5 separate regions of the Homo sapiens genome follow, and regions 2, 3, 4 and 5 are each linked to region 1. A link is a loop called in an ENCODE intact Hi-C map of the cell type or tissue named here. Cell type or tissue: GM12878. All regions are shown on one strand. Links, peaks and the distances in the headings refer to the core of each region. The heading gives the core; the rest is flanking DNA. Region 1 has its middle 33 kb from the start of HIF1A. Region 2 overlaps LINC03033 (long intergenic non-protein coding RNA 3033). Region 3 overlaps PRKCH (protein kinase C eta). Region 4 overlaps LINC03033 (long intergenic non-protein coding RNA 3033). Region 5 overlaps PRKCH (protein kinase C eta).

Region 1 (6,142 bases), core at 800-5,799:
GTCAGCAAGGTGAGGGGCCATGCTGGTGTCTAGGGGATCTGTATATGTTGGATGGTGCTGACTCTATGGGTGGGAGGGAATAAATGAAGCTAATGATAGCTTCAGCTTGTCTTTTGTCTTCTGGTGGTTGAGAACCCATGAGAAACATTTCCTCCTGTTCCCTACATCAAAAATGGAAATGGCATTGGGAAGGTACAGAGAGTGAGTCCTTGATAACTTTATTTGAATAGCAGTGACAAATGTTGTGTTTTAGAAACATTTTAACTTTGCAAAGAACAAACAAATATGGATTTGTCACAAAACTAAAAAATACAGATAAGAAAAAAGGAAAACAACAAAATGAAATAACTGCAAATTCCACTATGTAGAGGCGATCTCCTTTGACAATTCGGAATAAATCCTTCTAAAACCATTCCCATGCAAATATGTATACTTAAAAGTATCTTCATATTAAACATATTGCTCTGTAATTCACTTTTTTCATGCAAAAAATATGTCATGAGGCCGGGCACAGTGGCTCATGCCTGTAATCCCAGCACTTTGGGAGGCAAGGTGGGTGGATCACGAGGTCAAGAGATTGAGACCTTCTTGGCTAACCTGGTGAAACCCCGTTTCTACTAAAAATATAAAAATTAGCTGAGCATGGTGGTGCGCACCTATAGTCCCAGCTACTCGGGATGCTGAGGCAGGAGAATCACTTGAACCCAGAAGGTGGATGTTGCAGTGATCTGAGATCGCGCCACTGCACTCCAGCCTGGTGACAGAGCGAGACTCCGTCTCAAAAAAAAAAAAAAAGAAAGAAAAGTCATGAACAACCTTCCATGTCAATAAATGGTTGCACTGTTAATAGTTGTATGGTATTCCATTTAATAAACCCACCGCAATTTATTTAATCAATCTCCCACTGAGAAACATTTGGATCAGCTCAAATTTTTCACTATTGGCATACATCTGATGACCTGATTTTTAAGGTGACTCTTCAAGCACTTGTAAAAGATATTTTGGGGCAGACTGTGGGAAGAGTAGAGTAGGGATATGAGGGAGCCCAGGGAGGGAAATGTTTTATGAATTGATATTGTTCTTGGTACATAAAGGACATCAGTTAACGGGAATGAGGTGGGGAAGGGATAGCGTGTAGTGGGAGAAAGTCAGAGAGGGTGAAATGACAGACATGGAGAGAGAAAGAGGAACCCATAAAGACAAACAGATGGAGAGAGAGAGAATGTGACAAGAATAGATATAGAGAGATTCAAATAATCCTCAAGGATGCTCAAAATAATAAAAAATAGTTTTGTGATGATTGCCAAAAAGGCCAATAGCATTTATAGAATTCAAGTGATGATACGTCATTGAAAGAAAGAAAAGGGGATTTTTCTGTGAGACAAATTGCCCAAAACCTGAGGGGGAGTTTTGTCATCAAAATACATAAGGAGTAATCTTTTAAAAACTCTGAAACAAAGAGCAAATAATTTAAAGAAATCTCGGCCAAGCAAGGTGGTTCATGCTTGTAATTCTAGCGCATTGAAAGTTTGAGGCGGGAGGACAGCTTGAAGCCAGGAGTTCAAGACCAGCCTGGGCAACATAGTAAGACTCCTCTCTAAAAAGCAAAAATAAAAAAAATTAACTGGATATAGTGGTGGGTGCCTATATTCCCAGCTACTTGGGAGGCTGAGGCACGAGGATCACTTGAGTCCAGAAGTCTGAGGTTGCAGTGAGCCATGATCGTACCACTGCACTCCAGCCTGAGTGACAGGCTGACAGAGTGGGACGCTGTCTCAGAAAAAAAAAGAAAAGAAAAAGAAAAAATAAAGAAATCTCATTCTACTTTACTTACCACACACATATGTTCATATCATGTGTTAAACATTGTCTTTTAAAAAATAGCTTAGGGCCAGATGTGTTGCCTCAGGCCTGTAATCCCAGTACTTTGGGAGGCCAAGGTGGAAGAACTGCTTGAGGTCAAGAGTTAGAGACCAGCCTGGGCAACATACTGAGACTCTGTCTCTATTTCAAAACAAGCAAACAGCTTAGAAAATCATTTTCTTTAACTCTTACCTCTGATGCTTTTAATTATGTGTTCTCTTATGGTGATTGGCTGGGGTTAAAATATTCTGTAGCATTGCTTTGCATCATAGCCCCAGAGAAAATGAAAGGGGAAGAAGGAGTTAGCTTCCCTTTTCCCCGCTGTTCTGCCTGCTTCCTGTTTCAGAAAAATTAAAATAAGGTGTGAACAGCCACTTTCTCTTGAACATATTCTTCCATATATACTGGGGTAGGGTGAGGCATGTATTTGTGGGGGCTGGAGGATGGCCTCTGTTACAAAATTTCCTATGGACATTCCTTATCTACACTAGTGGGGAACAATGAAAATTACTTGTACAATGAACATCACTTATACAGGACGCGTATTACGGTACATTCTAATTTTTAAAAATATCAACTCACATAAAGAGGAGGCCAACCCTGACTTATCTCATGGGCAAGCTGTATGGCACAAATGAAATTACTAATGTGAAAGTGTTCGGTCAACTCTAAAGGTCCTTACAAGTTTGTGGGTTTTTTTTTTTTTTCAGACAGAGTTTTGCTCTTCTTGCCCAGGCTAGAGTGCAATGGCATGATCTCGGCTCACCGCAACCTTCACCTCCTGGGTTCAAGCGATTCTCCTGCCTCATCCTCCGGAGTAGCTGGGATTACAGACGCCCGCCACCACGCCCAGCTAATTTTGCATTTTTAAGGGAGACAGGGTTTCTCCATGTTGGTCAGGCTGGTTTCGAACTCCCAACCTCAGGTGATCCGCCCACCTCAGCCTCCCAAAATACTGGAATTACAGGTGTGAGCCACCACGCCTGGCCACGTTTGAGGTCTTTTTAATGATTAGAAATTTCTTATACTCTGGCATCTGTAGAATCCATTCAAAGCCATAAATTTCTGCTTCTTTCCCACACCTGGTGGGAGAAATGGGGGAATAGGCCCACAAATCGCCTTGGCTTTTGTGGTCTCCCAGTATGCTCTTTTGCATGGACAGAAAAATGAGGGAAATGCTTTTACCTTCATCAAACCTATTGGAAATGGTTAAGTTTCCCTTCTTTTGACTAAAACAAAACTAAAAACCACAAGAAACCTACTCAAGATTGGCTCATATGAATCACATCCTGTGTGGAACCCTGTCCTGTGTCAATGACACTTAGACACAGAGCAAAGAAGGGAGAGGGTGGGTCACTGTTTCTAAATGCAACGAAGGGCACTTTCATTAAAGCACTAAGGCTGCATGCTCAACAGGTTTAGCATGACTCAGCAAGATGGGTCACTGAACACCATCCACCCAAGGGCAAATGAGCTTGTCCAATCACATGACCTACAAGATCAGGGGATAGCAAACCAGACCTATGGTTTGCTGAACAGCCTGCACAAGCCAGTCCCGTTACATACAGAACAGTCAGAGGAGAAGGTCACCGCCAGGGCAGTGGAGACCACTGCGGATCCTCTTCTCAACACTGCTCTACCATGTTACCTTGTGTCTAGTTGTGTGTCTGCCAACCACTTCTACAGAAGGTGCTGAGGCAAACCTCCTCAAAGGTTCTGATTTGGATCTTCCATTTGGAGAAGACTTTGAGTCTGTCCATATTCGTGGCTTTTTTTTCTTGCACTGGGAACTGATGCATTGCAGACACAAATGAGCCCAATGTATTTTAAGCGAGAAAAAGTTCCCACCCTCACCACCAATTACACCCTTGTCATTTTTTTCTTGTTCTAGTACCTACGTGTGATTTAGTACTTTCCGAGCATTCCATTCTTTCTGAAAGCATAAGCACTAATATGTGTAATTTGCTTGCCTTGTCATTCTGAAATCTTTTAATGCATACAGTTCAGACATCCTGTTTGTTTAATATGAGCAATGCCAACTTTATTTACTGTAATAAATGTACTTCTTTATTCTTCTGGAAAAAAAGGGAAATTAATTGAAAAAGACACATTTAAGCTATTCCAGTGTGTAATACAGAGGCTGCTGGTAAAATATAATACAATGTCAGGGAATTCCACAATCTTGTTTGCTTTTTGGTTTCATTTTCATATTTTTCTTAAATATGGCATTGCTACAGTACAAAGTAGAAGAACATATTTTAGTGTCTGATTCACAGTCTCTTTACTAACTTTGGAACTTTAAAACCTGGGCAACTCTGATAGTGAGAGGGTTCAAGAAAATTGACATATGTGGTGAAATGTACTTTTGTGGCCTAGCTTTGCGTTTCAGAGCTGTTATACAGTCAGATTTTTTTAAATGAATATCTGCAACTGTTCCAACAATTCTGGTTTATGAAAATGTTGCTGGTTTTGCATAGGAACTTCATAACCTGCATGATATTACTCATGGGTATTTGTGGGTTTTGCTTTAGATATGGAAAGGACGCCTCTTGGCAAACATATTTTTTCTTTTGCTTCTCAGAGGTTTTGTATTCAGCTCAAAAATCCCCAGTATCTGTTTCCTTAGGTTCATGGGCTCCTTTAAACTTTACATTTGTATTTCTATTTTTTTTTCCAGTCAACTTCATGGATGTTTTGGAACGTCCTTTGTGCAAATTCACTCCCCAATGTTGCAGAGAGATTTTGCTTCCTTTTACCCTCTTCCAGTTGATTTTCTTTTCTTTTTTTTTCTTTTTTTTGAGACAGAGTCTCATTGTCATCCAGGCCAGAGTGCAGTGGCACGATCTCAGCTCACTGCAACCTCCGCCTCCCGGGTTCAAGCGATTCTCCTGCCTCAGCCTCCTGAGTAACTGGGATTACAGGCATGCGCCACCACCATGCCCGGCTTATTTTTGGATTTTTAGTAGAGACGGGGTTTCACCATGTTGGCCAGGCTAGTGTCGAATGTCTGACCTCAAGTGATCCGCCTGCCTTGGCCTCTCAAAGTGCTGGGATTACAGGCATGAGCCACTGTGCCTGGTTGTTGATTTTCTTTAAACAGTCTAACAACTTTTCCTGTGACATGTTTAGGCCTCTGAGTGTAATCCCTGTGGAAGATGGTACAGTGTCTGAAATTCTACATATACATTGACTTCTGACCTCTTTGAAAATGTGATCTGTAAGAAGGCCACACAGGCTTTCAAATGCAAGATGGTTTCAGACTCAACATGGTTTCCTTTGAGGTTGTTACTAGGAAATAATTTGAACAACAAGTGTAGTCATCACCATATCCTGACATGCCAGCAGGAAGATAAATTACTGCTTGTAAGTTACAACATTTCACCTCCACCCATGGCAATTTTTATTATATTACCCATTTGTCCTCTCAGTAAATGATGTCTGTAAAAATAGTTGAAATAGTTGAAAGGAATTTAATTTAAAATATACTCACATGTATTCACCTAAGTACAAAGACACATAGCATTTCAAAATAAGTAAACTCAGCCTTTTCTCCCTTGAAATGTATCAAATACTAAAGCTTTTCATAGCATCTTGATCCTAAAAAGAACAGCAGAAAGCCATTTAATCCATTCTCAGATATCTGGACAGACTAGCCAGCAGTATGCTAGTCTTCAACAAATGTGACCAAGGCTTCTTGTTACAGTTTTGCTTTATTTGTGGCAGAGTTTTTTTTTTTTTTCTCTCTCAGGTGAATATATTCGGTTCAGAGTATTGGGTCAACTACAGGTCCCACTTAAAGGAGTAGTAAAAAGAAAGATTTGTCAGGATACATGGCGGCTCACACCTATAATCCCAGCACGTTGGAAGGGTAAGGCAGGAGGATCACTTGAGCCTAGGAGTTCAAGACCAGCTTGGGCAATATAATGAGACCTTGTCTCTAAAACAAACAAACAAACAAAAAAAATAGCTAGGTATGGTGGCACGTGCCTGTAGTCCCGGTTACTCACAAGGCTGAGGTGGGAGAATCACTTGAGCCCAGGATATTGAGTCTGCAATGACCCATGACTGTGCCACCACTGCACTCCATCCTGGGTGACAGATCAAGATCTTGTCTCAAAAAAAAAAAAAAAAATCTGCCAAGATAAACTTAATGGGAACAATTACAATATTTTAATTTGGAAATTGTTCTTAGATCACACAATATACAAGCAGACAATAACATGTAAGTTATTACGAAATGATATAAGCATGGTCCTATAAATACTTTCTAATGGTTTCA
Region 2 (6,142 bases), core at 753-5,752, 60 kb after region 1:
TGATCTGTGGCCCAGCTTTAGGTCATAAAATGCATGCAAAATTGGATTTGTTCCAAAGGGTATCAGAAAAAAATGGCTCCTGGCAATATAAAGCTCAAATAATAGTAGCATAGATGATAAAGGCATGCATGATGTCACATAACAAGAAAGCTGGGGTATAGTTCCAGGGTTGGTACAGGAGCTCAATGAGATCATTTTGGCATTTCTTCAGGTCTTTCCCTTATGGTTGCAAGTTGGCTACTGTAGCTCCAAACATAACATCTTCATTCTGCCACATTTTAAAAGTGAGGGGTTGAGGGCAGAGAAGACTGAAGAGAGCTCTACTTATATTCTTGATGGAAATCAAGGACAAAATCACCCCCCTCAACTTTTCTTTCTAGCTCATTAGATGGAACAACATGGCATAACTACTCTGATCTATTGTTGGTGTTGGGAACAGGATTGCTTGTTCATGGCAAATTCATGATTTATAAAGTCCCTGGGCTGGACATTTTGTCAACCAAACAAAATCAATCTTCTGATAGGAAAGAACACAGGCAGAATGGTGTTGGGAAGAAAACTAAGGTTCCTGGTATGGATGGGAAAATATTTAAGGCAAGATCATCTGTGTTCTGAAATATCAGGGCCCTGAAGTTAGGAGTTTCTCATTTATTTATTTAGCAGTATTGATTGATCTAGGCACTGGGAACACAATAATGAACAAAACTGGACAGGATTCCTAGTACCACTAAGATTGCAATGCTGTATGGCAGAAAATATCAAATTAATGTTCTCATACAAAAAAATAAAGTTACTAATTTAGTAAAGTGTTATAAAGGACAACAACAGGATATTAGGGAAGTATATGATGAGGGTAACTGTCCTGAAGCAGTATGAGTTCTTTCACATCCCTGGAAGGTGCTGAGAAGGTTGATGGTCCAGCAGAAGCCTGAAGCTGCCATGAAAAAGGAGAGTGTTTATGGGACTAGGGGCAAGTGGCCGGGGCTCTGGAATCTAGCAGCATCTGTCCATTGAGCTCAAACAGACCAATGGGACCAAGTACACATCCCTGCCTCCCAGGCCAAGGAGCAGAATTGTCCAGTTACTCCACAGCAGAGATGAGAAAGGCTCCAGAGGACACTGGATGGGTTTAAGGATCCCATCTCTCCTCTGCTGCCACAGGGTCACTGACCCATAGACCTTCCCTCAAACTCCCAGATACCATCTTGGAGGAAAGAAGCAAAGGCCATCTTGAAGACTTAACATTTTCCCCCAGAGATTTTATATCCCTATAGAAATATTAAAAGTATTATATCAGTATGAAATGAGTAGATTGGACAAAAATTAAGGTTGTTTCTGTACTACTCAGCAGATGGAGTTCATGAGGAAAACTAGAGGAAAAAATGCATTTTTATATCAACTGAATGTTGTATGAACATATTTGAATTCTTCACAACAACCTTATGAGGAAAGTACTATATTGACTCTGTAAAAAGATAAACTTAGGCACATTAAAATATTAAAGAGTTAATGTGATCAGACAGGGCTCACAAATTGAGCAGCTGCAAGCCACAAGTTATTTGGGGCTCCACTGAAGAGCATAAAGGGAAGGCCTTTTTATAGGGAGAATGCAGAAGCAAGGCAAAGAAAATATTTGGTTAAAATGAAGCAATAGCCTTATTTAGATCATTCCAGTGAAAAGTCCCTAGTGAGAGGTTAGTTGGTGGTTTTTGATTGGCTAATCTTAGGTTTCATTTTACGTTTTACACTGAGCTGGATTTCAGTCTGCTTACCTAGGAACTCAAGGCGCTGAATTATTTTAACAACTCCATTTTTTTTTGTTTTGTTTTTGAGTCAGTGTCTCACTCTGTCACCTAGGCTGGAGTGCAATGGCGTAATCTCGGCTCACTGCAACCTCTGCCTCCCAGGTTCAAGTGATTCTCCTGCCTCAGCCTCCTGAGTAGCTGGGATTACAGGCTCGTGCCACCACACCCAGCTAATTTTTGTATTTTTAGTAGAGATGGGATTTCACCATGTTGGCCAGGCTGGTCTCAAACTCCTGACCTTGTGATCCGCCCACCTCAGCAGTAATCCCAAACTGCTGGGATTACAGGCGTGAGCCATCACACCCAGCCAACAACTCCATTTTATAGACAAGGAAATTGAGGCTCAGAGAAGATAAGTAACTTATCTAAGGTCACAAAGGTGGCTGGTCTTGAATTTTAACCCAATGTGACTTTAAAACCTCCATGCTTTTGGCCACTGCAAGATACTACTTTCTGCAGTGGTACATGCAATAAGAAGTATAGATACATTTTCAGGATAATATGAAGAAGGAAAAGATGATTTCTAGAAAGGGAGAACCAAATAAAGCTCCTCAAGAGGAGGTAACAATTGATTTTATCTTTCCACCAATGTTGTTCATCTTTTCCTCTTTAACATACAGTGGTAGGCAATTGTCGGTCCTTGTCAACTAACTTGAACATCTGGATCACCCGTTTGTTTCTACTGTCTTCTTTCTCTTGGTTTTTCAGTTATGTGAGCCTGTCTTTTGTTGTACCTCATACATTCTAATGGCAGGTCAGACATTATCTACACAAAGTTGTAGAGACTTCAGATGATAGCTTTTTTCAGAGAGAGAGTACCCTCCCCCTGCTATACACAGACTGGTGGCTGATCATGTTAATCCAATTAGTGATTTGCTGAGTCAAGGTTGAATTATAGCTCTCGTAAGTCTCAGCCCTCCACAGGTTCATCTCTGACCTCCTAGATTTTCAACAAAGGCCCTATTGTATTCTGCAAGAACCCTCCCCCAGCCAGTAGTAAACCCTAATCTTAGTCTTACAAGAATGCTGAAAAACTGCACTCTGCTTTTTAGAGGCAGGTTTTCCATTTGCATTTTAGAATCCCTGCTCTGAAGAAATTCAGTGTGCAGCAAAAGTCCTCAGGTGAAAACAGGCTGTCTTGTTTGAGGCCCTTTCAAATCTTCCACTAAAACTCTTATTTTCTCTATCCCGAGCAGTCTTTTGCCAGCCTTTGCACTGCATTTTGCAATGGGTTCTCAGCCTCCTGCAAAATGCCCCGCTGGTAAAAGCGGCTGCAGAAGCCAGCTCACTCTCCTCACGTTTCTCTCTCCAGTGCATTAGCCCTTCCAGTGTTCCTTGCCTCAGCAGCTATCACTTTCCCTCAAATAGGTAATTTCTGCATTGTATTTGGCTTTTCTAATTATTCTAGTTGAGGGTGCTGGTCTGCTGACAGCAACTTCATTTACCCAGAAGAGGAAGTAATTATAACCGGAAGGGTAGAGGGATAGGAATACGTCAAGTGACCTGCTCTAAGAAGCACCAGTGATCTCCCCGTCACCAAATCCAGTGGTGTTCTTATCCGTAACCTCCCTGATCTTTCTGTATTATCTGGTTTCTCTTCAGAGGCTCTGCATTCTTCATCGTTCTCGTTCTTTCTTCCAGTACTTTGCCTCTAGTTTCTCCTCTAGCTCCTCTTTCATGCGATCGTTATTGGTGTAACTTGAGACTCAGTGTCCATCACTCTTCTTCTACACATCCTTCCTTGCAAATCTCCAGTCGCTAGGCTTTGGCAGCCTCCCTGTGTGGATAATCCTGGCTCCTCTGCTAAGAGCCTGGAAACTCTAATCTCACACTGATAGCCATTTATATTTGCCCATCTGGATGGGAGCAATTTGTAATCTCTTCCTAAAGAGAAAGAAGAGGCACAGGTGATTCTACAAGTAGGGGTAATCTCTGAGAACGCAGAAATGCTGACGCTAAGAATGGGAGAGAGGTTTAGAGAAGGCACTGGCCTGCAGGGGATAACATTTTACAAGCAAAGGAGAAGGAAGAAAATTGTTAAAATGTGATTTTACAGGGAATGTAAGAGACTTATATATAGTCATTATAAGATGCGTAAAGAGGCTGGGTGCGGTGGCTCAGCCTGCAATCCCAGTACTTTTGGAGGCCGAGGTGGGTGGATCACGAGGTCAGGACTTCAAGCCCAGGCTGGCCAAGATGGTGAAACCCTGTCTCTAGTAAAAATACAAAAATCAGCCAGGCATGGTGGCGGGCGCCTGTAATCCCAGCTACTCGGGAGGCTCAGGCAGAGAACTGCTTGAACCCGGGAGGCAGAGGTTGCAGTGAGCTGAGATTGCGCCACTGCACTCCAGCCTGGGCAACAGAGCGAGATTCCGTCTCAAAAAAAAAAAAAGAAAGATGTGTAAAGATTCTTGGAAATAGATGTTAGAAGGGAAAAAAGTTTCATTATAAATTATAATATGTGAATACCTTAATATGTAGACATTATACAGATAGTATTTCAAATTAGTAGGGAAAATAAAGATTATTTATTAAGTGTTGGAAATAACTGGTAAGCCATCTGGAAAAAAATAAAATTGTATCCAAACCTAAAACTTTAAATCAGGATAAATTTCAGACAGATTAAATAAATAAAAGTAAAAAGTAAACCTGGCTGGGCACAGTGGCTCACGCCTGTAATCCCAGCACTTTGGGAGGCCAAGGCAGGTGGATCACTTGAGGTCAGGAGTTTGAGACCAGCCTGGCCAACATGGCGAAACCCCATCTCTACTAAAACCACAAAAATTAGTTGGGCATGGTGGCGCCTGCCTGTAATCCCAGCTACTCAGGAGGCTGAGGGACGAGAATTGCTTGACCAGGGAGACAGAGGCCGCAGTGAGCCAAGATTGCACCGTTGCACTCCAGCCTGGATGACAGAGCGAGACTGTTTCAAAAAACAAACAAACAAAAAACCCTAAATGAGTAAAAAGGAAGCCATAGGATAGTATTTTTTATAATCTTAGACTAAGAAAGTCCTGACTGAAAACACAGAAGCCATAATAATAAATTTATTTATTTATTTTTAAGACAGGTTCTGGTTTGGTCACCCAGGCTGGAGTGCAATGGTGTGATCATAGCTCACTGTAACCTCGAGAACTCCTGGGCTCCAGCAATCCTCTTACCTCATCCTCCTGAGTAGCTAGGGCTACAGGTGCACGCCACCACAACTGGCTTTTTTTTTTTTTTTTTTTTTTTTTTTGTAGAGATGAAATCTAACTATGTTGCCCAGGCTGGCCTTAAACTCCTGGGCTCAAGAGATCCTCCTGCCTTGGCCTCTCAAAGTGCTGGGATTACAGGCAAAAATAAATAAATAAATAAAAGAGAATTTAAAAAATGTTAATTGTAAAGTTAAAAGATAAAAAACAAACTTGGGGAAATATGAGCAACTAAAGTCACAGATAAATCACTAATTTTCCTCTTGTATATGGGGTCCTTATGAAGCAATAAGAAAAAGACCAATAACATGCTAAATAAAAATGACTAAGAGTACAAACGCTTTATAGAAATACAAATTACCTTCAAATATATGAATAGATTCTGAATCTCACTCATAATATAAGAAATACAAATTAAAACTATACTGAGATACTATTATTTACCTAACACATTAAGGTAACAAAGGTTTTAAAAAAAAAAGGTTGGCAACACACTGTATCAGCAAAGGTGTGAGGAAATAGGTACTTTCCACATTACTGAGAAGGCTTTAACTTGGTACAATCTCTAAGAGGGGAAATGTAGCAATTTCTGACAAAATTGCAAATGTTCATATCCTTGTACCCAGCACCTCCCATTCTAGGACTTTATTCTTGATGCAAATTTGCTGATATATAAAATAATACATTAATTGTAGCATAATTTGTAGTAGTAAAATTTGGAACAACATGAATGTCCATCTATAGGGGAACTGGATAAATAAGGTATGCTTTATTCATGCAATCGAGTGTAGTGTAGTCATAACAAAGAATAAGGTAGTTCTTAATGTACGGATACAGGACATTCTTCAGATGCTAAGTAAAAATATCAAGGTGCAGAACAGTGTGTGTAGTATGCTACCCCTTCTGTAAAAATTTTCACAAAAGAATATCTGTATGTACTTATATATTTTAATATGTCTAAATTACTCTGGATGGGTTAATAAGAATCTAGAACTTGGTTTTCCCCAGGATAGGAAACTTGGTCTCTGAGGGCTATGGATGGAAGGAAGTTTCCTTATCGTATATCCTTTTGTACATCTGAATTTTAAACCATGTGACGATATTTTCTAATAAAAATGAATTAAACTATAAAATATCTTTAGG
Region 3 (6,142 bases), core at 321-5,320, 160 kb after region 1:
CACAAGGGGACCTATTGAAATGTAAGACTGAACCAGGCCTGGTAGGCATTGATGTGGAACTAAAGTATACCTTGGGGACTCTGGAAAAAGTGAATATGTGACCAGAGCCAAATGCAACCTGGGGACACTTCCTGTGGGTCTGGCCCGGGGCTCCTCACCTTTCTTAACGGAGCTTTAGGTGAATGGATATGCAAGTCCCCTCTGGTTAGAACCATGAGACAGGAGTGTCCCCATTGGCCTCTACTCTGAAGGTATTTGAGTTTGAAACCCCAGATAAAATACTGCTATAGACTGAATGTTTATGTATCCCCAAAATTGGTATGTTGAAACTTAACCTTCAATGTGACTGTATTTGGAAGTGGGTCCTTTGGGAGGTGGCTAGGTCATGAAGGTAAAGCCCTTGTGAATGGGATTAGCGCCCTTAGAAAAGAAATCCGGCTGGGCGTGGTGGCTCATGCTCCTAATCCCAGCACTTTGGCAGGCCAAGGCGGGTGGATCACCTGAGGTCGGGAGTTCGAGATTAGCCTGACCAACATGCAGAAACCCCATCTCTACTAAAAATACAAAATTGGCCAGGCGTGGTGGCACATGCCTGTAATCCCAGCTACTCAGGAGGCTGAGGCAGGAGAATTGCTTGAAGCCGGTAGGTGGAGGTTGCAGTGGGCGATAGAGCAAGACTCCACCTCAAAAAAAAAAAAAAAAAAAAAAAAAAAAAGAAAAGAAAAGAAAAGAAAAGACAAATCCTAGAGAGCTCTCTCACGGCTTCCACCATGTGAAGTCTCAGTGAGAAGGCAGCTATCCGTGAACCAAGAAACAGGCCCTCACCCGACACCAAATCTGCTGGTACCTTGACCTTGCACTTTCCAGCCTTTAGAGCACTGAGAAATAATTTTCTGTTGTTTACAAGCCACCCAATCGATAGTGTTCTGTCATAGTAGTCCAATGGAGTAAGAAATACTTCAGACATTCAGCAATGAAAGAAGTGGGGAGAGAGGTATCTGTCTCTTCACTTCCTTCAGCTCTATGAAATAAAACCACAAATAAAAGCTCACTTATTTCCTTCCATGTAACTTTCACAATTGGTAATTACTTTTACTTGTTTGTGTGCTTACACTAGAATGCCTGCTTCCTGTGGGCAGGGAGCAGGCCTATTGTGGTCACTATTATATCTCCAGGCAAAAAATAGGTCTCAATTAACATTTGTTGAATGAGTAAATGAATGGATGGATGGATTAATAAATGAATACAAACCTATAAAGTTACAGACAAATTTATACCTCATGTAAATATATTAACATCTCATATAAAGGACATAAAACAAGAGGCGTAAGGGAAAGGCAATTTCCCCCAGTGTGTCTCTGAAACTAAGGTAGTGACTGATGTTAAAAAATAAATCTGTTCTTAATGCTTTAGTTACTAAATTTCCTATTTCTGAACGAGAGGAGAATACTCCATCAAAGGAAAATGCTGGAGAAATTCCCCTCCTACAGAGGGACCCCTCTCAATTTGTAAAAACACCCTTTTTTGTTTGGTTCTACCATCTTAAAGAAAAAAAAGTAGAAATGCAGACACCTCTTTGTATGATGACCATGCAGTGTACCGCCCAAAATGGGCCTCAGACGGCTGGGTGCGGTGGCTCATGCCTGTAATCCCAGCACTTTGGGAGGCCGAGGTGAGTAGATGACTTAAATTCAGGAGTTCAAGACCTGCCTGGCCAATATAGTGAGACCCCATCTCTACTAAAAATAACAAAAATTAGCCGGGGGTGGTGGTGAGCACCTGTAATCCCAGCTACTCAGGAGGCTGAAGCAGGAAAATGGCTTGAACCCAGGAGGTGGAGGTTGCAGTGAGCCGAGATCGCACCACTGCACTCCAGTCTGGGCAACAGAGCGAGACTCTCTCAAGAAAAAAAAACCCAATAAACAAAATGGGCCTCTGAGAGTAAAATGGGTCATGAAGGGGGATTATGGGAGCAAACTGGGACTTTTCTGGGCAAATGATGACATGGGGTCTGACCTACCTCTGCAACAGGTAAGTTAATCTAAGCTCATTCAAAGTTAAAACAATTTTTTAAATAATTCTTCCATTTAAAATGTGTTGTTAATTGAACCCTTCTTATCTTGAACTCTGATGAGTTTTTATCTTGAGAATTAATTCTTGCAAAGTAAAGTATCTTGAGCTTCTCTGGTAAGTTTTTGATTCTAGAGTTATATCTTAAAACACAAAGTATAACACAGGTCACTTTCCCTGGATGATATATCAAGTGAGATACTGTGAAAATACTCTGCATGGTAAGCCCTCGACTCTACCTCTTTCTTTTTATGAAAACAGAATACATGGCACAAAGCACAGCTGCCCCTGAGACATGCTTCAGAGGTAAAGCGCTTTGTAACAGATTCACTTCCTTTCCCAGTGCCACAGAACAAAGATTACACTCAGCCTTCCTGGACATAAAAACTTCAGTTTTTCCCATTCCTCCTGCCAAAGCTGAAATGCCGAGAAATGCTGGGAACCTGGCCTGTGATTATACACACTTCATATTTTACATTCTGAAACCCCAAGGAATAAGCTGTTGAGAACAGAGTCCTATTTCTTAAATGGCAGTTGAACAGATACAACGCTCAAGCTCTGTTGAGCGTGGCTTAGTATTTGCATAGGCAGAAACAGACAAAGACTGCACAGATTCTGCCAGTCTGTGGGCACCTTCCCGGCATATGTGGCAGACCTCAGTTAACTTTTCTCACTTATTTCTGTTTGGTTGTTTTTTAACCTTCTGAATTACTCAACCAGATTCTTACAGGAAAAAAAAAAAAAAAACCACTAACACACATACAAATCAGTCACAGGGAAACTCAGTTACGGCCTCTGACGGGTTTGAACCTGTCTATTTGCAAATGAGAAAACAAAATTTCAGTGTTCTTTAGGCCAAAATAGTATCTACCCTGCTCCTTGGTGCAGCAATAAAATGGACAGCCCCACAGTAATCAGATTTTGGGTTTGCTTTTGTCAAAATTTTCCTCCTCAGTTTTGTAAGTTGATTTCACCGCCACAGTATATTTTTCTCAATTCCACCTTCTGTGTAGGAGTCAAAAAAAAAAAAAAAAAAAAAGCCTGCTTCCCTTCCTCTCTTACATTCATTCCTTTCCTTCAAGAACCAACCCAAGAGCCACACATCCCCCAGGAAGGGCTCGAAAGGGTGAATTCCATGACTCAGTGTCACCTGCCTTCCTCTGCTGCTCGGCCCCATTTCTTTGTCAAAGGAGTGTTAAAATCCTCACTCGGTGAACTTGGGAAAGGCAAGCTTCTAGCTGCTTGGATTAAAGACTGAATACCCCCTCTTGCTTCATTTGCAAGATTTGGGGCTGCTCCCATCTGTTCTTAGAGGGCAGGAGCTCATTTTTAATTTTTTCTCTCTTGACATTATTTGGGACAGCGCCCATAGAGAAAGGTGTTTGAGAACTCCCTGGTGAATAAGCAGTCCACTCTGTACAACAGAAGGCACTCTATAACCACGGTAGAAGTATGTGCTGCTACTCTTTAATCCAGTTATAAATAATGACTGGTGCAACTGCTCTACCTGGAGCAGTAGTGCTGGAAAGAAATCTTTCTTTGTAGCTTGTAACTGCAATAAACGTTTATAAGCCTGTTGCCTGATCTGAAAAAACCAGCACTTTCTCCAACAAGAGATAGCAGAATTATTTCCAGGACTTGAACTGTCACCCATAGACCCTTCTGATAAAAGAAAAGATTGAATGGGCATGGTGGCTCATGTCTGTAATCCCAGCACTTTGGAAGGCTGGGGTGTGCGGATCACGAGGTCAGGAGTTTGCGACCAGCCTGGCCAACATAGTGACACCCGTCTCTACTAAAAATACAAAAATTAGCCGGGTGTGGTGGCATGTGCTATAGTCCCAGCTACTCAAGAGGCTGAGGTAGGAGAATCACTTGAACCTGGGAGGTGGAGGTTGCAGTGAGTGAAGACCATGCCATTGCACTCCTGCCTGAGTGAGAGTGAGACTCCATCTCGGAAAAAAAAAAAAAAAAAGAAAAGAAAAGAAAAGAAAAGAAAAGATTGCCTACCTACTACCTTTCTTTAAGGATTTAGATTTCATCTCTCTAAAGACTTAGGAAAAAATCTCTGTTCTTCAGGTAGATAATATACCACCATTTGTTTTTCAACAGGAGACATTCAAATGCAGAGCTTGCATATGCATAGACCATTTCTGGAAGGACATATAAGGACATGTCTTGAGGAAGAGGAATTGAGAGACTGGGGACAAGGGTATGAAGAGGATTTAGCATTCACTGTAATCATTTTAGAACAGCTAAAAGTGTCCTTTTTATGTATATGCATTAATTTACATTTTAAAATTAAATTAAAGTGACACTGCTCTTTAGTCAATAAATGATACTGTGTTTCCACCCATCTTCTCATCACTTACTCCCCACCATGAATTCCTGCAGACAAATGTTGGCTCAGTTGCTAGAAATAAAACAGAAATGAAGACAAGAAAAAAGAAATATTGCCATGCCCTGTGCCAGAAATTGAGGGATAACAAATGAAATGAACAAAAAAGAGCTCAAGATGCAAGCCCTTATGTAGCCATGACAAATGAGGAAACGTACGAGACTCTTGGTGTAGCTTTCGCTACTGCTTTTTTTTTTAATGGGATTAAAATGAGCACACATCTCTCTTTTTTTCATTTATTTGTCTATCAGGGACAAACCATCCAGGTCAATATATGTAGATCTAATGTATTCTTTCTTTTAATTGTTGCATAATATTCCACAGTACGGGTATAACCATAATTTATTCAACAATTTCCTTATGGAATCTGTCTTTCAAGTAAATTCATTGTTTAATTTCCTTCCCTGGATCACTTTTCTTCTTAACAACTGATAATGTATATGGAGGATTTGCTGATGTCAGACACTGGAATAAGCAAGCCACATGAATTAATTTTCACTGTAACTCCATGGAATGGATAGTACTGTTATCCTCATGTAGATTAAGAAACGGAGGCTTAGAGAATTAAAGAGTTGGTACAATATCACAGAATTACAGTACATTGTGGGGGTAAGTTTTAAATCTAAGTTTGACTTCAAAGCCTCGTTCTTAACTGTAAGCCAATACTGTCTCATTTTCATGCTGTTCCATGCAATCAACCTGAGTCTGTGGCCAGTCTTAAACATTATCCTGGTATTTCCAACTTTGAGATGGACCATTTGAAGGAGTTCCATAGGTACCTCTATTTTGACATACCCAAAGGTGATTTTCTTGTCTCCCCCATCCCACCCCCGTGCTCAGCCCATGTTTCATCTTTGGTAATTCACCCTTGAGCAAGTCACAGATTGATTTGAGAGGAAAATATCCACCTTTGCAGAGTGGGCTGTGCACAGAGATCCTCAGTTCTGGGATTTATGACTACCTTCTCTATTTTCATGTGCACATACAGGCTGAAGCTATACTCTCAAATGGATGCAGGAATTAAATTCCTGAGATCCTTACAACAGGAAAATTTAAATATCCTTTTTTGAGATCACCACACCAATTAACTTTCCACCGTGCTTGCTACTCTATAGTCAGCATCAACAATATCCAGTTAAAGACCAAGGATGGGCATGGTGGTTCAAGCTGTAATTCCAGCACTTTAGGAGGCCACAGTGGGAGGGTTGCTTGAGCCCAGGAGTTTGAGACCAGCCTGGGCAACATAGCGAGACCCCATCTCTAAAAATATTACAAAAATTAGCTGGGTGTGCTGGTACACACTTGTAGTCCCAGATACTTGGGAGGCTGAGGTGGGAGGATGGTTTGAGCCCAGGAGCTCTAGGCTGCAGTGAGCTGCACCGCTGCACTCCAGCCTGGGCAACAGAGGGAGACCGTGTCTCAAAAAAAAAGACCAAGTCTTACCCAAAAGAAGTAACATGAGCTATAATAACATAACTCAGTTCAGTTAGCCAACTGCTAGTTCAGATAGTTCTGATTTCGTAAGAGAAGAACGTGACAAGTCAACCGGATATTGATCCAAGTATCTAGAATGCCTAATAACATGGATGGTTTATGGATTACTGAGAAATCAGTAATCCTGAAGAAACAGCCAGAACGAGCGACTATCAGGCTAATAGTATTTCCTTTGTTAAC
Region 4 (6,142 bases), core at 825-5,824, 68 kb after region 1:
CTTAAAACTTCTATGTATCTAAACCACATACCATAAGTTATGAAAAACTGAAAAAGAATTCACAACATATATGACGGCAAAAGGTTAATAGTTTTGAATTATGAAGAACTCTTGGAAATCTATGAAAAGGTAAAATACAGTTAAAACATGGTCAGACGAGTTACACAAAAAAGGAGAAATGCAAATGGCCAACATGAAAGCTATTTCACCTCACTAGTATAAAGAAAATGCCAATAAAAATAAAAATGAAAATGCCTTTTAACTTATAAAACTGAAAAACGTTTAAAAGAATGATAATAACTAGTGCTGATGAAGGCATGAGATAATAGGTACTTTCACACACTTTAAAGGGAATGTAAATTGAGTCACGCTTTCTGGAGGGCAATTTAGCAAATTTAAATAGTATTTTAAAATGTATATACTCACATTTAAATGTTCACATCTAAGAATTTATCCCAAGGAAATAGCAGGGTAAATGCATAAAAATGCCTGTACAAGAATGTTCTTTAGCACATCATTTATCATAACAAAACATTGGCAAACCTAAAGATTTGTCAAACGAGAACAGAAAGCTATGAAATAATTTTAAAAGATGGACAGAGATGTCTTCAATATATTAAGTGAAACAAGAGATTATGTAATGGAATATACAGTATGATCATATTTACATATATTTTATGAAAACCAAATGTTAATAACTATCATATCTGGATGTTTTGAATAATAGGCATTATTACTTTACTTTCTGCTTATGCTTATTTTATTTTCTCATTATTCAAAAATAATGAGGATGTATTATTTTTATCATTAGGAGAAACAATAAAACCATAACTCTCCTTCCAAAACTCACGAATGAGCCTTAGAGATGAAAAGAAAACAATTGCAAATGAGCGATGCAAATATTTCCATGACAAAGTTCTTGTTACCATAGCAAAGTGACCATAGGAATAATGTTTAAGACTAAACATCTGTGTCTGTCAAATGTCTCGGTAAGATTTGCTTCCTCTACTGCAGATGGAAAGCTGAATTTTCCAGTGACTGTCCCATGAAGTTGCCACTTCACAAGGTGGGTTCCAGCAATCATATTTTGAACAAGATCCGACATGGTCTTTGGCCTCCATTTTCCACAGAGAAAAGACGTCTGAGTCAGAAGCAGGCTACAGTTGACTTTCTGTCTATCTCACTCCCTTTATCCACCCACCTCCAATCTCATTCCCTCCTTTTCTTCCTTTATCTTTTTCTTCTCTCTTCCCCCTCCTTCTTCTCTGCCTCTTTTTCTTTCTTTTCATGCATTCTTTCATCAGACATTTCCTGAGAGCTTTTCAGGATAGGAAGCACTGTTCTGGGCACAGAAAGCAACTTCAGGTTTCATCATGGGAGCGTGGGAAATAGTACTTTTCAAGGCCAAATAGTACCAGGATTTGGGGATTTACTTTACTTAATACTGAAATGCTTGGATTGATACTGTTATTATAGTTTTAAATATTCAGAATTCATAAACTTTAAAGCTTCAGTAAAATGATATGTACAGTACTTTTTAAGAGCACACATTTATAGCACACATTAAAACCTGTTTCAAAACATGAAGCAAATGTGTATCTTTATAAAGGTATAAGCATAAACGTACAGTCTTACGCTATTACAAATCAGCAAATGAAAAAGAATATGAAAAATAGTACTCATAAAATGAAAATTTGATTAACTTGAAAAAAGCTATCATTGAAATACTACAGTAGCAATATACATTTGACTGTTTTTAACAGCACAATTTTTAAAGCAAAGTGCTTCAATGCATTGCCAGCTTAGTTTTATGCAAATTGTTCCAACTGTTGAAAATCCTCTTTCCAACTCTGTGCTAGTGAGTGAACAGTGAAGAGATAGTATGGATTAACTGTAAATTATTTCCCTCTGGCTGGGCGCGGTGGCTCACGCCTGTAATCTCAGCACTTCGGGAGGCTGAGGTGAGTGGATCACCTGAGGTCAGGAGTTTGAGACCAGCCTGGCCAACATGGTGAAACCCCGTCTCTACTAAAAATACAAAAACTAGCTGGGCATGCTGGAGGGGTACCTGTAATCCCAGCTGCTCGGGAGGCTGAGGCAGGAGAATCACTTGAACCTGGGAGGTGGAGGTTGCAGTGAGCCGAGATCACACCACTACACTCCAGCCTGGGTGACAGAGTGAGACTCTGTCTCCAAAAAAAAAAAAAAAAAAAAAAATTATTTCCCTCTGACTCATTCATCTTCAAATTATATGATTTCTTGCTTTACACCAAAGGAGTTGTGGGGATTCTCAGGAGTTGTGTATGCGTGTGTGTTGTGGTATGTGTGTAGTGTATGGTGAGTGTGTGTGTGTACATGTATATGTGTGTGTGTGTGTAAAGTATCTGTGTGTATGTATGTACACATGGTATGGGTGAGTGTGGGTATTTACGTGTGGATAACTGTGTGGTATGTGTGAATGTTGAGGGAGCTGTGTATGTGTTTGTATGTGGCATGTGTGGTGAGTAGGCGTGGATTACCACGTGTGGTCTATGTGCCTATGTGTGTGGTCTGGGTGTATATGATGTCTGGGCGTCTTGGGTGGGATTCTTGCAGAGAATGGCCAAGCTCTCAAACTCTGCAGTTGGACTCTGAATGTGGATCTTTCTCCACCTAATTTTGGCTAACTGTGATCAGAAGGCTGGGTTCAGTGTTTTGTTTACACTTGCAGGGGCAAATTGCCCTAAGACCAACAGCACTAGTTGGTCCAAGGACTAGAGGCCCAAGGACTGATAAAGAGTGTCTCCAAGTCACTCTTGCGGCTGCAGAAGGGGACCTGCCTTGCTGGAAAGAGGCCTCCAGGAGACTCTGGGCAGCCCCAGTGGATGTCAGAGAACCAGGACTGGAGGGTGCCTCAGAGAGTATCCAGACTAGCACTTGTCAACCTGAGGACTTCACATTTTAGTGGGTAGTAAAATCCATTTACTGGATATCTAAGAGCTATTTGGAAGAATAGAATGAAATGGAATAGAACAGACTAGAATGAAAATAGTGTACATTGTACTAGTAAGAATAAGTACAGATTCCTGGAACTTTTGTTTCAATACTCTCTCACTTTGTGTGTGTGTGTGTGTGTGTGTGTGTGTGTGTGTGTGTGTGTGTGTGCTGGGTTATGATGTAAGATGAATTTGTCATCATTGGTTGTAGTTATTTTACATTTTTATTTTACAGTGAGAAAACAGAGGGTAACTGAGGTAAAGTGATCTGCCTTCTAAGGTCACAGTGAATTATAGGAAGAGTCTTTCCATGACAGCACATGTTCCAAGAGCCAAAAATGAGTCACTAGAAAGGACCAGAATAGTGACTTCTCTCTTTCTTTAGTGGAAAGAGAGAAGTCAGTTTTAGTCTTTATTTGGGGGAAATACTATTGCTTCTCAAAATATTTAAACTTGTTACAATTTGCAAAGGAGGGAATTAAATAAGTTGAGAGGTGTTTAAAGTCCCCTTTGAGTTTGATCATTCTAAGTTCTATTATTTTAAGGAGGTCAGAGAGAGAGAGAGAGAAATAAAGAATGTAGGTGACTCAGTTGTGGTCTGTGGGGAAAACCATTGTTATCTAGAAACAGTGAATATGAGTTCAAGGTTTCCCTTTGTCACTGTGGGTGCTGGGGCAAGTCATTGGCCATCTCCCCACAACTACTACATTCTTCCCATTTCACAGATGTCTTGCAGCAGTCCAATGTGCTCATGCATGTGAAATCCTTGGAAAAGCACAACAGTGAGGCAAGAGCTGCTGTCAGTGATTCCCATTCTGGTCTTTGCATCCCATCTTGGAGCCAGTCTTTGCAGTGCCGGGTATGGACACCTAAGACCCACCTGGGCACCTTTCATTGACCTACACAGGGTGACTTAATGTGCTTCTTACCCAGCTGAGAATTTGAGTTAATTATTACATATTTAAGGGGTTTTTCCAGTTAGAAACATGCAATGATAAGATTCTTCCAGGAGCATTAAAATCAAAACAAAACCTTGGACTGAGTGAAACCTTATGTCCTGATTTTGTCAGCCATTGTATCTGCCCACATAATGACCCTTGTAGCCAGAACTCCCCTGCCCACCTCTCCAGTCTATATCTTGACCACTGTCCCTGTCACTCTGAGTCCAGTTCCAGACACAATGGGCTTCTCTGAGGTCTTCCAATATTCCATGCTTCCTCTTTGCCTTTGCATATGCTGTTCCCTCAGCCTGGAAATCTCTTCCCTCCTCCTCTTCCCTCTTAATACACATGCTCAGCCATCAGATCTCAGCTGAACTGTTACCCTTCAGAGGCCAAGTTCTAAGCCCTGTGATAAGCTTCATAGCACGGTGAACCTTGCCTTTGAGTTATAAATATAATTTTACATTCATCTGTGGATCGTTTGATTTATGTTCATCTCCTCAACTAGAAAATAAGCTCTATGAGGGCAGGCGGGTTTTCTGTGTTTACCTCCTGCTGTATCCCCAGAAGCAGGAGAGTGTCTATCACATTGTTAGGTGCTCAAAAATGGTATGCTGAATAAATTAATATGTCCGTGGGTCTATAGCTCACACTCAGAAGGCACATATTTCCTGCCCATTTCTGCTCAAGTTACATGATAGGCGCTGAATAAACAAGGCTGTTCTTGAGCAATTTATTTGAATGTCTTAAATATGACTACAGATGCTTCTTCTGGAGAAAGTCTGCCTCAATCTAAACCTCTTTATTGCAGGAAGATTCTATATTCTCAGTATTTTTGCATTTTTCTGCATTTTTCTGACTAACCAACCATTTTAGATGCTGCAGGCTCTTCCTCCTGCTCTGTAACCCCTCAGTAACTGAGCGGGGAGGGAATGGGAGTGACCCCCGGTTTACTATCTTCTTTTCATTTCTCACTCACTGTATACAGTGGAGATTCCAAACCAGTTGGCATTGGTCTGATAGGTACCACCCCGTTACTTGGATTCATTAAGCATCTATCTAGGAAGAAGTATTTGGGCACTTGTCCATGAAATATTCAATAAAGAACATTTGTGTAGCATTTCACACAGCACCCCAGCCTATATTACTTGATTTTAACTTCACAATACTATTGTGAGAAGATAGCGTTTTCCAAATTTTACACACAAAACCCAAATACTTTTTAAGTTACTTGTCCAAGGTCACACAGCAAGTATTTTTAAGAGCAGGACTCAAACCTGGTTCTTTCAATTTCAGTATTTTATGTTAATATATAACATGCCCTTGGTACCTATGTTTGGCAGACTCCATAACACATCATATTTATTCCTTATATTTTACAGCATTTCTTTTTTTCCAGATGTGCTATGTTAATTCATGTGATACAATAACTTTCTGAGGTAGGTGGGGCAAGTACTCATCTCATTTTTACAGATAAGTGAGTAGGTTTCCAGTGGCTAAATGACACATATCATTAGTAGAATGGCTCAAGATAAATTTCGGTTCTCTGCTGTCCAGGTGACTACCTGTGGTAGACAGAATGGCTCCCCAAAGATGTTTAACTCCTAACTCCCAAAACCTGTGAATATGTTACCTTACATGGCAAAAGGGACTTTGAAGATGTGGCTAATTTAAGAGCCTTGAGATAGAGAGATTATCCTGAATTATCTGGGTGGGGTTGGTGTAATCACAGGGGTTCTTATAAGAGGGAGGCAGGTGGGTCAGAGTCGGGGAATGAGCTATGATGATGGAAGCAGGGGTCATAGTCAGAGAGACAGTGGGCGAGCTTTGAAGATGCTATGCCACCAGCTTTGAAGGTGGAGGAAGGAGCCACAAGCCAAGGGATGGAGGTAGCCTCTAGAAGCTGGGAAAGGCAAGGAAACAGGTACTTCCCTGCAGCCTCTGGGAGGCAAAGGCCCCGCAGACATCTTGATGCTAGGATTTCTGAGTTCCAGAACTATAAGGTAGTACATTTGTGTTGCTTTAAGCTACTAAGTTGTGGTAATTTGTTACAGCAGAAATAGGGAACTAATACACCACTCTGAACAATGACTGACCTCAGCAGAGTAGGAGACAGTCAGACTATTTCCCGTACACCCAAAACCCCAGGCCTGGAGGGAGGGGCTGGGGCAGGTCAGGAACAGGTCTTGGGATGCTGAGAGGCCAGTATGCTGCAAGCCTCTGCTG
Region 5 (6,142 bases), core at 692-5,691, 140 kb after region 1:
AAAAACGGAGGGCAGAATGTGGCTTTTCTAGGCTTTCCACTTACCTCATACTCAGCCTATACCCCATCCTCCACTCTAGCACCCATCTCTACCCATCGGAGTCAGAATGAACACCCATAGGGGAGGTGGCCACTGTGTGCCCGGGGTGGTGACAGGCACTAGGAGTACAGCTGATCTTCATCTGCAAGGAACTCACAGTGTAATGGGAGACAAATATTTGCTAGGCTAGAAGCTCCATGACGGCGGGGATTGTGTTTATGCGGTTCACCATTATGCCTGGCGCCATTATGCCTGGCATAATGTACTTAAGAAATACTTGTCGGCTGGGTGCCTGTAATCCCAACACTTTGGGAGGCTGAGGCAGGCAGATTGCTTGAGTTCAGGAGTTTGAAACTAGCCTGGACAACATGGGCAACATCCCAACCTACGAAAAATACAAAAATTAGTTGGGCATGGTGGCATGCACCTGTAGTCCCACATACTTGGGAGGCTGAGGTGGGAGGATTACTTGAGCCCAGGAGGTTGAGGCTGCAGTGAGCTGAGAGTGCATCACTGAACTCCAGCCTGGGCGACAGGGTGAGACCCTGTCTCTAAAATGAAAAGAGAAGAAAGAAATACTTTGTGTGTGTGTGTGTGTGTGTGTGTGTGTGTAAAACAAATAGATATATATTTCATATACAGACAGACACACACACACACATGGACAGGATAGACCAGGAGGGGTGGGGAGGGGGAACACACCAATTGCTGTATCATCCTAGTGGCACGATGAAGGTATGAACCAAGTGCTACGAGAGAAACATAAGAGAGAACAATTCCTTCTAGTGGGAGGAGAGAGAGACAGCCTCACAGCAGAAGCAGAAATTGAGCTGGGTCTGATAGCATGAGTCAGAGTCTCCCAGGCAGAGAAGGGGAGTGAGAAGGCCGCCATGGACAGGCGGATGGGGCAGGGACACGGCAGCAAGCCCAGCAGTATGGCTGTGCAGGTGGACTCAGAGAACCCTGGGTATGGTGGAGGAGGCTGAGGGGCGGGCAGCACAGGACAGAGGAGTGCTGGGGCCATGAAAAATCTCAGGGCTACAGAGGAAAGTTAAGTCCTTCAAACCATGAAGGGTCCTGAATGTCACACGAAGGAATTTTGATTTTTACATATTAGGCAAAAGGAACTCATTGATGCTCCCTCATTAAGGGAGTAACAGATTCCTGGCTGGACAAGAAAAGATCAGTTGGGGGAGGCTGAAACCGTCCAGGGAAGAGATGTTAAGACCTGAACCAGGACAGTGATGAATGGAATGGAAAATAAGGAGTTAGTCAGGGGAAAGGAAGCAGGGCTTCGGTGAAAGCAAAATCAGTAATAAGGCTTGATAATCACTTAGAGATAGACGGATAGAGAGAAGCAGCAGAAATGATGACTTCTGGGTTTGTCTTAAATCCAGTAGGTTTGTGGGGATGTTAATCAGGAAAAGGAAAACCAGAGTGAGAACAGGGTTTGTTTGTGGGTACCCCAGGTGCACAAGAAGCCTAGATTATGGAGACTGGTTGAAAGCATTTCCACCCCTCCTCCAATCCCTAAGAGCAAATTCATGTGGAAGGAAGTGAATATTCAGCAGCAGGATTGTTTGGTAAAGAGTCCTCAAGGTCGGCAGGAACATGGCCATGTACTGATAAAGCTGTCTGTAAATAAAAGGCAGTGCTCTCTTAAAAAAACCCGCTTCCCAGCACAAGCACCTGGTTGTCCTGTTGCCACCCATACCCCAGGGCACTGTTACAGAGGGAGGGTGGCATTGCTAGCCTCACAGGCACAGTCTAGACTGGACAGAGCAACAGCTTGGCCTTTTGGGTGAGACATTTACACTTTGGTTTTTAAAGGAACAATATGCTCAGAGGCAACCCACATAGGCTGATCAGTGACAAGGAGGCTGCAGGTCACGGGGGGGATGCTAGGTGGCCTGGAGCTTTGTGGTTAACTGCCATTGTGGGAGGCTGCCATGGCCTTGGGCCGCCTGGAGCCCCCCTCGCTGTGGCGTCTCCTCAGTGGCTGCAGCTGACTGCTCTTTCTGGAGTGCCATATTCACTGTGGGTTGTGTCAGGGCACTCGAGGTTCTATTTTCTTGCCTCAGTGTGAGAATCAAGGTCTGTTGGCCTGCATGGCCCAAGGCAAAAGGTTGGTCTCTGTCCAGCCTGGATCACGTTGCTGGCTTGGAGGAGGTAGGTGATGACAGAACTGGCATGACTGGTTTCCACACGCTGTCCTGTGAGTTGATACAGCCTGGCCATACAGGTCTTACAGAAAATGGCCACTAGAAAATGCCCAGGAATGGAAACCAAGTCTGGTATTCCAGGAATCCCCAATAAGTGTGGTTAAAGCAGCAAAGCTTTCATGGCACAGATCAATGGAACATAGAACAGACTTCTCTGCTCTTAGTAGCAGCCTCCCCGGGTGTCAGGGGCATAAGGCAAAGGCATGCTGAGTACCTGTGCACCCACTTCAGCGAAGCAAGCTTTCTGTGTCTCTAACCCAAACCCAGTCCTGGCTCCAAATCAGCCCTTCTCCACGCAGAATCCCATGTCCCATATAAGTGACTGTTTTCAGTGGGCTGATTTGTGGAAGCTGCTTCCTCCCCTGGCCCCACCACATAAATACAATATGAGCACAGCCAGTTTAACCTACAAAAGGTTGCAATCGTAGCAGCGCAGGACGGGAGCAGGGGTGAGGATGATCGTGGTCCTGCCCAGTGAAGGAGGCCACCACTCTCAGTTCTTCCACAAGTGTTTTCTGACTTGGGAGGCACTATAAGGCCTGGGTGCCTGGCTCCTCTGGGACTGCGGGCACACAGTAGAGAGGCGCCTGGCTGAGGTTAGACACACTAGTCTGCAGCCCCAGGAGAGAGCACGGCCGGGGGGACAAAGCCCATGAGCCCAGCTTTATCGACACTGTGTCCTAGCCTGACAAGCCAGGCCTGTGTGGACCTGAGCCCAGAACACTATCACTCACATTTCCAAACAAGGTCACTGAGTTTCTGAATTTTCCCGAAGCCAGTATGCCTGCTGAAGTCTTGGAAAGGATCTTCTTGGGCAACAGAAACAAGTGCTAACAGAAATCCAAAACGGTCTCAAGCGTTGACCCGCAGTTGCTTAAGAGCTTGTGACTAATGTCCCAGGTAAGAGGTCTGACTGCTTATTACTCAGCTGCTGTCATGGGCAGCAGGAATCGCGCAGGGAGAGAAAGTGCTGGGCCATCAGTTTTGTCAGTCAACTATTACAATCAGCTCTGCATGGGGAAGTCTTGGGACGCAGCTCTCAGAAGACGCAAGTGGGCAAGACAGGGATGTGACTCATCCTGGTCACAGGATGCCCGAGGCCACAAAGGCAGGTTAGACACCTTAATCCTGATTTCAATCTAATTTTAGGCATTCTCAGAACTGTATGAGCTGTAAAGGAAACGCCATGGCTGTTCTCATACCAAGTGCTATTTAATAAGACAGATCGCTCAAACTGGGATCCCAAGAGGGTTCAATTAAGAGCATAATGTAATTCCAGGCTACCAGTGCTGCCCTCAGCCCAAGTATCTCATACCTGCTCTATGAAGTCTGTCCTGATGTCCCCAGACAGTCATAGCAATATCAACTCTGCTCCTAGGGTGCCCAGTTTATACTTCTATGATAGCATACCCCGCACTGTATTCCAGAAGGCTCTGTCTGTGCACCTGTCTTCCTTCTTAGCAGCTCCAGCATGGTCCTGGCAGGAGGTGCTGACCAAAGGGATAAACAGAAGCATTTCAGATGGACCCCAATGGGACTGCCCTGGCCAACTCAGAGCCTATCTTATTTTTAGGGGATGGAAGGACACTCCATAAACTTTGCTCCAAAGTACTTAAACTTATAAAAAGCCACATGTTTTACCCCTTAAAGATAGACTCAAGAGGGAAAAGAAGAAACCTGAAATCAAAATTTAAATTCTTCTCTTTGATGAAGCTGGAGAAAGAAAGTGGTTTTGAAGGGTCAATTATTAAACAACGAGGACCAAGCAGAACACTTATCCTCATGTTGGCTTGCATCCAAACGGAAGAGCAGAACATGGAGAGGGTGACTCAAACAAAGCCAAAGATTATAGAGCCATTTACAGTCATGGTCAGCTTCCACTCTAAAGGGAAATCATGCCTTTATTTTTTTTAAAGCAAAAGAAGTCACCCTAAGCCTCCTGACTTTAGTTTGAAATATGCAGAGGTCAGTTTTTGGCTTAGGAGTACCTCAGCTTCCTATGCCAACATGTAACTCAGCAGCTGAACTTAACAAGGCTACACAATGAAGATTACAAGTTCATACAGGGCAGAGGCTCAAATACTAAAATGCCAAAACCACAGTTACCGGCTTGCCATTCATTAGCTCATTGAGCACCGGTATTTAATAGCTACAGCTTTTGTCATGCAAGCATAGAAGGGTAGAAAGAGTTATTCTATCCTCTGTGCTTGTCTGAAAGCTACATTGTTCTTGCTGGGTAATCAGGGTTACTTAAAATGCCCACAGTAGTTTCAGAGAGAATTCCCAAGTGATTGAAGACAAAGGAGATTCAGAAATTGGATTTATTTTGTTTCCACCATAAGCTATCCTGAGAGTAATAAAACAGATTGACATGAGTCTTACTGCTTAGATCACTAGAGTCAGTTACTCTTCCAAAAGAAATAAAGGAAAGCGAGTTGAGAGCTGGCTCCTTGAACAAGAATGAATCTAGGAGGCTATTTATATGAACTATTTTTAACATATTTTTCAACTTTTATTATGGGAAATTTCAAAACAGACAAAAGTAGGGAGAATGACACAACTCCCATACTGATCACACAGCCTCGGCACCTGCCAATGCACGTCCAAACATGCTCCCTCGCTACATCGACTCCCTCCCTCCCTGATCCATCTTTTATCAGATTATTTTGAAACAAATCCAGGATATGAGCTATTTCATCTATACACATTTTAATATCTGAATCTCAAAGATAATAATTCTTTAATAGAGTACAACTTTGATACCCATTATCATAAAATACACAGTCAATTTATGATTGTCAGCATACTGCCATTTGTCTGTTGCTCATTTGGGGGTGGTGAGTCTGTGGGTCTGTCTAGAAAACCTGGAAAAAAGCTTTTGTGAATAACAAGAATAACAGTGTCTTCAGTGGTTAACATATACTGAATGTTCATCAAATGCTAAGTGCTTTATCTATATTCTTATTTTATCCTCAAAATAACTCTATGAAGTAGGCTCTACCCCAAGATTATATAGCTAGACAGGGGTAAAATCAGGATTCAGATTTACTTCTGCTCACCTCCAAGGCCTGGGCTTGTGACTTACTACACCAGGCCCAATCCCTTCTATGTAGCAGTGTCACCGGCCAATCCCCCGGATAGATTGTTTCCCAAAAGGACTTTAATTGAAACAAGAACCACCTGAGGGAATCAATAAATATTCTAAGATGGCACTATGATAGAGGGATGTTTTATGCATATTACTATGAAATGCATAATCGAAATACTGCAAAGCAAGGTTTTTTTCTTAGCTTGTGCATAGAGTTCAATGGATTTTACAGAGTCCTTGAGGATACAGGCATAGGGGAGTGCACAGCAAATCTCTCAAGTGGTCAAATGTGCAGATCATTTGCTGCCTTCCACTGAGGAGGAGGAACTAGCATGTAGGTAAGTGTGAAAAGGGGGCATCTGCCAAGTGAGTGAATGTGGGTTATGGTCTTAATTTTAGAATAAAACTACTTAGGACTGGCTTGTGTTTTGAGTGCCTGGGTTTATACTTAAAGTTTTTTCAAAGCAAGATGGATTGTATTAAATGGGCAAAAGACTTTTGAAAAGTCACTGAATTAGCAAAAGCATAACATTTGGTTTCATCGTGAGTTAGACAGTAGTGCCATTCATGCATCACCTGACACGAGATATCCATCCCTTCACCCACCCAACCATTCTTTAGTATTGTCCATGAGCCTGGCCATATGCCAGGATGTTGGGATACAATAGTAAGCAAAGGGGGCACCATCTCTACCCACAAGGGGGTTAATGTCTGGTGGGAGAAGCAGACAGATCACCACACAACTAAATTTACAATTATCAACTGTGATGAGTGCAATGAGGAGAAAACATGG

What was found. Hi-C counts contacts between places; a loop is a spot of excess contacts. Peaks named below come from ENCODE experiments on the same cell type or tissue, not always from the same donor. Only the 100,000 strongest peaks of a DNase experiment are listed, where the experiment ranks them.
Region 2: a loop joins it to region 1, with 3 times the contacts of the local background. A loop is called at or near these places in 6 of 110 quality-filtered maps.
Region 3: it touches region 1 in a loop (8-fold over the local background); 3 of 110 quality-filtered maps call a loop at or near these places.
Region 4: a loop joins it to region 1, with 7 times the contacts of the local background. A loop is called at or near these places in 8 of 110 quality-filtered maps.
Region 5: it touches region 1 in a loop (4-fold over the local background); 4 of 110 quality-filtered maps call a loop at or near these places.

What each region holds. Positions count from the first base shown.
Region 1 is chr14:61,659,826-61,665,967 of GRCh38, reverse strand. No RefSeq gene overlaps it. Among named protein-coding and RNA genes, the nearest start is that of HIF1A, 33 kb to the left of the region's middle. In GM12878, for the core only: no CTCF peak of the experiment used is centred there; DNase peaks (open chromatin) are centred at 2,217, 2,407, 3,257, 4,337 and 1 weaker place; H3K4me3 peaks cover 2,541 bases; H3K27ac peaks cover 4,060 bases.
Region 2 is chr14:61,599,508-61,605,649 of GRCh38, reverse strand. All of the region lies in intron 1 of LINC03033 (long intergenic non-protein coding RNA 3033), which reads right to left. Among named protein-coding and RNA genes, the nearest start is that of LINC01303, 32 kb to the right of the region's middle. In GM12878, for the core only: no CTCF peak of the experiment used is centred there; no DNase peak of the experiment used is centred there.
Region 3 is chr14:61,499,969-61,506,110 of GRCh38, reverse strand. The region is part of intron 10 of PRKCH (protein kinase C eta); the gene reads right to left. Among named protein-coding and RNA genes, the nearest start is that of PRKCH-AS2, 42 kb to the left of the region's middle. In GM12878, for the core only: no CTCF peak of the experiment used is centred there; DNase peaks (open chromatin) are centred at 2,178 and 2,730; H3K4me3 peaks cover 1,574 bases; H3K27ac peaks cover 3,376 bases.
Region 4 is chr14:61,592,010-61,598,151 of GRCh38, reverse strand. The region is part of intron 1 of LINC03033 (long intergenic non-protein coding RNA 3033); the gene reads right to left. Among named protein-coding and RNA genes, the nearest start is that of LINC01303, 24 kb to the right of the region's middle. RefSeq lists an enhancer at 3,711-3,840. In GM12878, for the core only: no CTCF peak of the experiment used is centred there; a DNase peak (open chromatin) is centred at 3,641.
Region 5 is chr14:61,522,661-61,528,802 of GRCh38, reverse strand. All of the region lies in intron 10 of PRKCH (protein kinase C eta), which reads right to left. Among named protein-coding and RNA genes, the nearest start is that of PRKCH-AS2, 20 kb to the left of the region's middle. RefSeq lists an enhancer at 3,286-3,435. In GM12878, for the core only: no CTCF peak of the experiment used is centred there; DNase peaks (open chromatin) are centred at 3,362 and 4,372; H3K4me3 peaks cover 371 bases; H3K27ac peaks cover 1,132 bases.